Regions from separate parts of the Mus musculus genome. Here region 2 is linked to region 1. Evidence: chromatin loops called from intact Hi-C (ENCODE). Cell type or tissue: left cerebral cortex. All regions are shown on one strand.

Region 1 (5,000 bases):
CTGTACAGGAACAGAAGTACAGGTGGTGGGTGATAGGACTACAAATTCATGCCTCAAACATTAATTGGGTATTTACTATATATTGATACATGTTGCTGTGGAGATTTTAAAATACAATAGTAAACAAGACTGGCAAAATAATTCTTTCTTAGAGACTATTCTAAAAAAAGATATGGAAAATACACAAATGTTCTATATTATATAATGCCAGGAATGGCATAACATCCAGGCTTGATAAGTAAACAGGATGTACCCACAATGCTGTAGTATACTCCATTTTAAGTGAATTAGTCATGAAAAGCCATTTTGAAGAGCTTCCATTTGCACAGATTTTTGAATAAAGGGTGTGGTTGGGGATCCATGCACTACTAGGGGAAAGAATGTCCTAAGTATTAATAACAGAACATGCAAACAAACATTCTACAGACAAACAAGCTCTGAATATTTTCAGTTTTAGTAGTAAGTGTTATAGAAGGAATGAGCAGGAAAGAGTAAAAGACCCCGAGAAAGCTAGAAGATCATAAGCAGGGACTGTGACTTTGAGTCCAACTTAATGGGAAGTGTGGAAGGGTTTCAATGATGTGATTATTATATGTTTGATGGAACATAGCCTTTTACAAATATAACTTCATGAAAAGTTACACCTCAGTAAAACAAATATGTGTCCAAGTTGTCTGTTCTCCATTTCTTCTTTCACTCTACAGGGTCAGTTTATAGTGGTCTACCCTTGCCTTGCTCAGACATGACCCACAAACTCTCCTCTTGTTTTCATCATGCACCTCTCATGTATAGCCTCAGAGCTTCTCTTGACTCCTAGATTGTTGTTTGTATATATATATATATACTTGGTCATAGTCTTTTTTGACCAACTGATAACAGAAGGTAATTAATAAATGCTTTTAATTTATATTCCTAATGTTCTTTGAGATCTTGGTGGGGATGTTACACATCCTTATGCTTCTTAATTTCTTCCCCCATTGGGCATGTCTCTGCCTAACTTCATGTATTCACCTTGTATTCTTCTGTCTGATCACTTTTCTCAATGATTTCATGCTATGTTTCTTAGGCAAATTATAAAGTAGATATAGGCTATGATGTTGTGATTATTCCATTTATATATAAGAAAAATAGGTTAAATGGGCTGGCTGTACATGGTCATAATAAAGTGGAAAAAAAATGGACCTAAACTCAGATGTTTCCATCATGATGGTAACAACTCTACTATGCTTCCCAATGCTCAGAATTGAATAGGTGAGAGCATCTAATGTGTGGATGACCCTTCTTCTACACTCCAAATGAAACTTCATCAGATTTGCAGGAAGAAGCAAGGCACTGTGTACATGCCATCCCATCTGATTTGTGATTCAGGGGAGCATCTTCCTGTTAAAGAAAAAGCCATTGATCACCAATGACTGAAGAAGCTTGAAGTAGGCTACTGCTTCCTCAGTAATAATACATACCATCCCCAAGTCTACAGATGAACTTAAGAGCCCACCCTTCAGGAGGTTAGTAAAGAGTTCCACTTGCTAGGAATGTAGGCTTGTGGGGTAACTCCTGCCAGATAGCTCTTTAGAAATATAGTTGGGTTGGTAATATCCCCTAACTCAGTGCCACCAGGGCAGGAGCTGGACAGAATTCTCTTCATCTGTTATCTTCCCAGCCATGGATAAATATGACTGTCCATTAATAGTTGTTAGACAGTTCAGTCAGTGCAGTTATGAAATCAAGAATGAGGGCTCAAAACAAGTTTGTGTCATTTGAAAATAAAGCTTCCGTTGAATGCCTGAGTGAAGACTCCTTAAAGAGGTGACGAAAAGCCACTTTAATGTTGAAGATATTCCAGGAAGAGTATAACATAGAATGAGACAGGTGGAATGACAAACAAGGCACTGTGTGTATACCATCCCACCATGATACTATGAGTGAAAAGGATAAACTGAGTTGTGACTCAACCCAAGTGAGGCTACAAGGAAAGAACTTCCAAGACCAGAAAAGCATTGAAGCAGACCCCTAAATGCAGAGTGAGGGAGAATTAAGACTGGTTTTGATTGAATAATGACATGACAATAATAGAAAGAAGGCAGCAGGAGCTTGAGGAAGAGACATCATCACTGTAGATAACCATTATCTTATCTAAAAAGCACACCCACAAAGACTAATTAAAATGTGGTTCAGATGAGATCAAATCTGAAACATCTTTCCATCACTGTGACAAAAATATCTGAGATAGTCAATGTATAAGAATGAAAGATACTTTAGCTTATAGTGTGAGTCCAGGATCACTTGGCTTTGTCACTTTGGAATTATGGTGAGGCAAAGTATCATGACAGAGAGTTCCTGATGGACCAAATCAGATAGCCTTGTAGCAGATAGGATGCAGGGAAAGAGAAAAGAGGGAAGGGGTTGGGTGTTATATTGCCTTCCTAATATCTTCCTTGTGGCTCCTATTAGAACATTTTGTTGCTATTAGGAACCCTGAGAAATCCACTTTAAGAGCTAATTGTTTATTTTAGCTCATGGCTCCAGAGTTTTGAGTCCTTAGTCATGTTTATTCTGGACTGATGATGACACAGGTAGTCATGGTAGGAGAAGCACATAGAAAAGGCAACACTTTATATGAAGAGAGAAGAGGAGAGTTCTAGAATAAGATACAACTCCCAGTGACACACCCAGTGCCATACATCTATCTAGGCCCCACTTAGTTCCCAGAACATTTTTTAAAGGTACATCTACAGGTTTCACCAATCAGGAAGGGTATATGGAAGGGAGAGAATGGGGAAATGATGTAATTATATTATGCTCTTAAAAGGTAGTGTGTCATGTATGCATATGTGTGTGTGTGTGTGTGTCTATATATTGCCATTGGCTAGGAACCATGCCTTCATGCCTTTAGTAACAAGCCCCACAGAGGAACAATACATGTTCAAACTGTAAGTCTTCCCATTACTGCCACAGGATGATGAGAATCTCAATACAGCCTAACAGTGAAATTAGCAGGTGGAACTAGCTCAGCACTGCAGCCCACTCATGAACACCCACTTCTCTTAGATTATTGGTTGTGAGCCTATCCTTTAACAGTTGAGTCAATGCTCCAGCCCAAACACCCACTTCTCTCTTGCTCTTTGCTTTTCCTCATAGCCCGGAGGTCTATGAGGGCTTTAACTTCACACTGTCATTGTATAGAGGAGATTCACATACAACCTATCTAGCTGTTGGAAGTTAGGGACTGAATCGTAAGCTTCTTATCCCTCTGTGCCAAATGATATTCTAGTTAGTATAGGTATAGTATCTACTGGGTTTTTACTTTTATAGAAACAAATCCCAGAATGTAAAACAGATTATCACTTTGCTTGAGTTCAATGCCATTCAAAGCAGAAATGCCAGATTCAAAGCACCTACTTTCCAGTACCTTCATCTGCAGTCTTCTAACCACAGATGGTTGTCAGGCTTCCCTGTACCCTCAGCCCTCAGTTTCTGCTCATAATCAGCATTGGCTCTCCATCTTCCCACTCCAATTGCTAGCCTTAGGCAGTTGAGACATAGGAGCCTTGCAATTAAATTCTCCCCTCCAGCCAAACTGACCCCAAATCATAGTTATGAAATTTCTCAGGTTTATTGATTGCCTTGTTTTTATTTCTCTGTTTGCTGTAGTCACACAGGACCCTCTCATGCAGGTTGCTTTGCTGGGTTCCGGACAGCATTTACCTTGGGGCATAGAAGCCTCACTGGCCAAAAAGTAACTTAGCCTTTTGTCCTCCCAGATCTACAGGTCACTTTGACCACAGTAGCAGGTCTATTGCTGCCCGTGGGTGGGTCAAACCCCTGCTAACAAGAGAAACAGCCAAGACAGAACCTCATTCCACTCCCACCACACTGCCATAGTTATCATTGTGCTGACCTCAGCCTTTTTTGCAGGACTTTTTCACCTGAAAGACTAGCTCCTACTAGCTTCCCTCTCCTTGGTACAGCTCAGTGTGAACCTGTTCCATGTTGTCTGCAGGTTGGATCCTTGGGTCCTTACGTGTAATTCTACAGTGGACAAAGCAGTTCTTTCTTTCAAGCAGTATTCAGGTTAGTGGGAAACAGGATAAACAGATAGCAAAGCAGGGGTAGAGTATTAGAAAGGAGATCATGAAATATAAGGGATAGGGAAGGTCTTAGGTGCTGTCAAGGAAGGGAAAGCCTCTCAGACACGGGGTAGACTTGTCTAGGTATGATAATCTAGGAGCCCAGCACTCAGGCCAAGCCCAAAGCATTTTTAGAAGCCCATGAAAATTTATTTTCACTCAGAAGAATAGATGAGTATCATACAACTAAATACCCAACAATGAATTTAGTCTGTGTTTCAGGAGTCTTTATACCAACACAGTTATAAAAATCTATACTTTGGTTTTTTCATTTATTTGTTTGTTTGTTTTTGTTTGGAACAAAAAAAAAAAAACCTCCATAAAAGCAATATGGCTGAGGCCAGTGAAGTTACAGTAGTCCTAGATAGGGGAGACAGCTTTGGGTAGATCTTTGTGCTAGTAGAAGAAGCAGAGACCCTCCTGTGCATATATGCTTGCTGAAGCATATATATTCTAAACTCAGGGGTGCAAGGGAAAAGTTAGGTGTCTGGAAGCAGTGAAGTGTTGGGTGAGGAAGTGGGTAGGCTGTGATGGAGTTGTGTCTGCTTTGTTGAGAACATGAAATTCATCCCATAAGGGCATCTCCAGACCTTACCCTTATAGGCAAAGATTTCCCTCTTGTGGAGTATTTCCTTAGTCTAGAGAACCACTATGGGCTGAACAGACTGGCATACTATTTCTTATATAGAGGCAGCTGTTCAAACTTTTAGTTTCTAGTGAGCTGGGAGGTTTGGAGAAGGACTTCAGCTGCCTCATTTCCAGAATCTTGAAAAGGCTGCTGATAACCAATCCTACTTTCACCTCTGTTTATACAGAGCCCAGGGATCTTCTCCCAGTGACCATTTGCAAGCATAAAGTAAAGGCAGGATAAAG
Region 2 (5,000 bases), 390 kb after region 1:
AAAGGGCAGAATCCTGCCTCCAGGAGCACAGTGCAAGGAGCCAGCCATGGCCTGCCCCTTCCCCCCACACCCGCATCTCAGGTTTTAAGTTCCCTCATCATCGCCAGCATCAAGGAGCCCAGAGACTGACCCAGATCATTGCTGGCCATTAATATTCTCTTGGAGCATTTTTAAAAATAAATGTTTTCACCTGAGGGAAAAGAACTGCTAACCTTCGCTATTAATCAGACACTTGGATTGCTTTTTTTAAAGACAGAATTAGAGAGAATTCCAGCATCTTATTTTAAAGTCCTTTGGTTTGGAAAGAAGTGATTAAACACAATGCTCAGGCTGGATAGACTGGTGCCAAAAACTCTCATTGCTCCAAATGGGCAGGGGTCTGGGGAGTCCACTCTGAGCTTTGGCAGGGGCTTTGATTTCTCTTTCTAGTAACTGCTGGTGGCTGACACCCTAACTGCCCATAGTGATGCTCCAAGAATAGGATGATAGGAAATTACTGGAACTTAATTCCAGATGCCCAAACAGAGACTCACTTGCCCTGACTATAATCTCTGTCATCAGGAGACACAGGGCTAATGCTGGTTAACGTGGCTCAGCCCAGCATTCTTTTCCCAACTTGACTGCGGCTTCCCTCAGCACAGCCAAAAGGAAGCAGTGGTTGTGTGTACAAAGTTTTAATTTAAAAAATTTAAAACAACCTAGGCCCCAGAGAGTCACTGAAGATGTTCCCAAGAGTCAAATTAAACTCGGAGAGATTTGCATATCATTTGCATATATAGCCTCTTTCATTCAGCAGACCATTAAGTGTCTACCATGTATAATGCATAGCTTTGTCCACTGGTAAGTCATTTGCATATGCAGATTTGGACAAGGCTGTCTTTCTAAGGAATGGTCCAGCAAATATCTTATAAATAGGTCTGCCCTGGAGATAGTCTCCTTATGATTTCTTCCTGCTCTTTTCACTACAACAGCACTATTAAGTGTGGGTTTTGGGTAGAGATAAAAAAAATAGGAGTCCTGCTCTAGGGAGGGCTGTCAAATTTTGCTGGTAAGAAGTAGAATTAGGTTATTCCTCTGTCCATATTCAGAGTGCTCAGTGAGTGGGGCAACTTGAACCCTCCAGGAAGTGTTCTCACACGGATCCCTTCAGGTTTAAAGTCTCCAGAAAAGGTTTCCTCTTTGCCTTGATACAGGGATCCAGAGCTAGTCAGCCTTAGAGATTATCTAAGAAGGGCAGCCTTTTGTTTCACAGAAAAGGGGGCCTAGATCTCCAAAGGGACTTTGAAAACAAAGAGTAAACCTTTAAAGAGGCTGGCAGTCACCTACTATGAGCAGTTACCATCAAGTCCAGCTCCAGGACTAACTGAAGTGAGGCTTTGGGCAAGCTGCTTCACCTTTCTGCTTCAGTAACACCGTGTGTAAATGTGTTTACTTGTGGTCTCTGCTTCAGTGTTTAGTGAATTAATTCAATGAATTAATGCCTTAAAAGCACTCAGAGAAGTATCTGGCATTGCATGCCTGCTTAATACATGTTAGCATTGTAATTATGGTTTTATGGTCATGTCCCATGCCTATCACCAGGCCAAGTCTTACAGAGCAAGATTCAATTTATAACCACACCTATAGTATAATCTCTACTGGTTGCCTGGCCTCTCAGCTTTGCCTTATTTAAGATGTGTTGAAATCTAATATTTATGCCAGTGTTTTTCTTCTTTTAGTTAACAAACGTGACCTCAGCTAATGAGTACTATTTTCCCAGCCTTTTCTATAGATAAGAAAACTGAAATTAAGTCTGGCTTGCTAATTTGCCCATAGCAGTAAAGCTGGTAAACAGCAGGATTGGGCCTCTGCACCAGGCCTCCTCAGTCAAAGCTCTATTTCTAGCTCTGAAAACAGTGCCCCCTGCTGTGCCTGCTCCCATCCTGCAATTTCTCTATCAAGGGCTCCAGGCTCCAGAAAACACAAGCTCTCCTAACCTGGCTCTTCCAAGGAAGTGGTAGTCTGTTTAAAAACCCAATTAAAGGATGCCAACACTGTTTCAGTGTCGAAAGAAAGTGAAGAAAGAAAGAAAGAAAGAAAGAAAGAAAGAAAGAAAGAAAGAAAGAAAGAAAGAAAGAAAGGAAGGAAGGAAGGAAGAAAGAAAGAAAGAAAGAAAGAAAGAAAGAAAGAAAGAAAGAAAGAAAGAAAGGGAGAGAGAAAAAAACAAAGAGGTTTGTGTCACTGGCTTGTGTACTATATACAGGGTCCTGCCAAGAATGCTCTCTCCTCCTTAATGGAAACTGAAAGACAATTAACTACCCATTTTAGACCTATAAGGGATGTAAGGCTCCCTCGAGGTTTAATGACCTAAACTGGGTGTTTGTAGAGCTCTTGGGGGTAGAAATATGAGTGAGGTGCAAGTCTGGGCAATGGCAAAGCCTTTGCCTTCCTATCCTTTCCACTACCACCAATGCCATTCAGAGACCCCACAGTAATCTCACGACCCCCTGTGCATGCATTCTTCCACCCTGTCCTCAACAAAGGAAACCCTTGCAAGGAGAGCAGGTACAGAAAACAAAAAGTGTTGATGCTAAGCCTCAGTCAGCCTCTCCAGTACCATCCAAGAGTGAATGCCAGGATTCCCTCAACTGCTGGTCCCAGCTAGAGAGCTCTAAGGCTCAGAAAGGACTTACCAAGACGATGGCAAGGCAGAGATGGAATGACACTCCAGAATTCAGCCTTCTCCTACTCAGCCCTTTCTGACACTGACACTAGTGCTCTCAGTATTCAGTTTTGATAACTGAATGTATTTGATTTAGACCATAATATTTAGTGCCACTTTGGATTTCCAATTAGGCTTCAGTCAGGCACTGACAGTCTGATTTGTTTTGTTTTGATCAACACAAAAGAGAGCAACATCAGAGGAATTGTGAAAAAAAAAAAACACAACCCTTATTTCTATCTACCAATCACTGGGACAGTGATGCAATGATGAGAAGATACAGTTCAAAGGTGTTGAGAGAAGCACACTCATCATGAGCCAAGGAAAGAGGGAGAAGAGAAAGAGAACTCTTGGGAAGAGGTAGTGTCTGAAGTCCTGGGCCTCCTCCAGAGTAGGTGTGCAAGCTGTACATAAGAGGATTGTATAGAGACTAGAGATGGGAACAGAACAGTCTTCTACAAGCTTCTCATTCACAATGACATAGGCTCATAAATACCCCCTAGAACTTTGATCCAGGCTCTATGAATGATGCCCTTCGGAGGTGAGAGGCTGACCTCTTGTGAATTCTTCAAGTAAAGCCTCACCCCTCATCCAGAAGTGGCCAGCTATGCAGGTTCACATAAAGATGTAAGGTTGTCTTCATTGCCTGTGAGTCTAGCACACTGCTTTCACACTCATGCCCAGCAATGATTCTCTCTAGGGCTGTCTACATGAGAATGTTTAGGGTCAAATTCAGGTCTATAAAGGGATTCAGGGGAAGGTAGGTAGATTACAGAAAATGATGCATCTGTCTTATGAGTCATCTGGGAGGCTGAGTCAAGGCTAATTGCAACCTTAGTTTCCCCTTTGTGAAATGAATTCTTTCAAAGGGCACTGGGAACACTGTGCTTGGAAGCTGACCTGGGTGTGAGTATGTCTGTACTGGTGGGTACTTGTGTGAAGGAAGTAACTATCCCTACATGGCCAAGGAGCAGTGTCAGTCCTGAAGAGGTGTTCTATTTCTATGCCATTGCAGGAGAGTAGTGGGGGTTGACACTTCTCTTTCAAGGCTTGGCTTTCACTGTTTGCGACCCAAACTTTACTGCAGTTTTCTAGCAGGCTCTATGCTCTTTCTCTGGGCCCAGTTTAGGAACCTGGTATCTCTACTTGACATTTCATGGTTCAATTCCCTGAGCACTTGCCACTATGAATAAGTTAGCCTTCCTTTCCCATACCTGTTATTCCCACTCCCCATTCCTCTCTGCAAACAGGTTGGGATTTGAAATTGCCACCAGATGGAAGAGCACCAGCTGCCATCAGCTGTTGGCAGCTTAGGAAACAGATCATGTTCAGCTTCCATCCTGCAGGCAATGTTTAAAGATAAGAAGCCTAGGGTGGGTAGACTCAGTGGAAGGAAGACTGAAAGGGAGTCATGGGCAAAGATGAGGTCAGTGTCTCAGCCACTCAGTTACCAAGAGGCTCATCCAGTAGCCACCTAGGGCTCAAATGCTTGCAGCACTAGGCTTGTCTTCATACAGTCACATACACACAAGAGGAACATGTAAGCATAGCTGACAGTCAAGTGTGTACAGGGCTGGAAACACATCAAGATCCTCCCAGCTTTGAATCAGAGGAGGCTTCCTGGATGGGGGGGGGTGTTCTACTTGACCTATAAAAGGGGAGAGTTTACCATTCCCAAGAGACCCAATTGGAAAGAAAGATCTTCAGGCTTCCCAGCTGCAGCAGTTTAGAACATGGGAGAAAACAACCATGTACCTAGAACAAAGATTATCACTAGGGTTACCCCCTGGCACAAGCCCTCCATTCTCTCCACCTTCAAATTCCTAGAAAGGTCTTGGGTCTTAGTTACATCATCAAGAGAAAGATATCAGTACTGATCTATTACCTCCTAACACAGCCTTGTTCCTTACGGTATGAAAAGGGTGGCATCTAGCCATGCCAGTTAATAAGATAAAGATAAAGATGTTTTCCCCTTGGCTTTTAGTCCCTTCTTTCAGTGATGCTAATAGTTAGTGGGACTTTGTCAGGCTGGGCTGCTTCTCTTTCCCTAGGAGATGACAATGTCCAGTAATTATTGGGTGCTTAATAAATACTTGGTATAGGCTGTGAGACAAAGAGACAAAGAAAGAAAGCTGTTATGTAAGAAGGCTTCCTAGGATGGCAGGAAGGTCCTTGTAGGCAAGTCATCCTTTATTCAGATCTGGGCTCTGCAATTCTGCTTTTCCCTAAGGCCTGGCTTAGCCTCTCTAAGCATCAGTTTTTCTCTTTTGTAAAGTGGGGTCAATGATAATGGTCACTA

The links. A loop is a pair of places that touch in the nucleus more often than their neighbours do. Peaks named below come from ENCODE experiments on the same cell type or tissue, not always from the same donor. Only the 100,000 strongest peaks of a DNase experiment are listed, where the experiment ranks them.
Region 2: it touches region 1 in a loop (2.0-fold over the local background); 1 of 42 quality-filtered maps calls a loop at or near these places.

Annotation. Positions count from the first base shown.
Region 1 is chr1:194,327,654-194,332,653 of GRCm38, forward strand. All of the region lies in intron 1 of Gm51784 (a long non-coding RNA gene), which reads right to left. Among named protein-coding and RNA genes, the nearest start is that of Gm51784, 11 kb to the right of the region's middle. In left cerebral cortex, no CTCF peak of the experiment used is centred here; a DNase peak (open chromatin) is centred at 3,046.
Region 2 is chr1:194,720,643-194,725,642 of GRCm38, forward strand. All of the region lies in intron 4 of Plxna2 (plexin A2), which reads left to right. Among named protein-coding and RNA genes, the nearest start is that of Gm46202, 3.4 kb to the left of the region's middle. In left cerebral cortex, a CTCF peak has its summit at 1,902 (motif pointing left); a DNase peak (open chromatin) is centred at 1,899.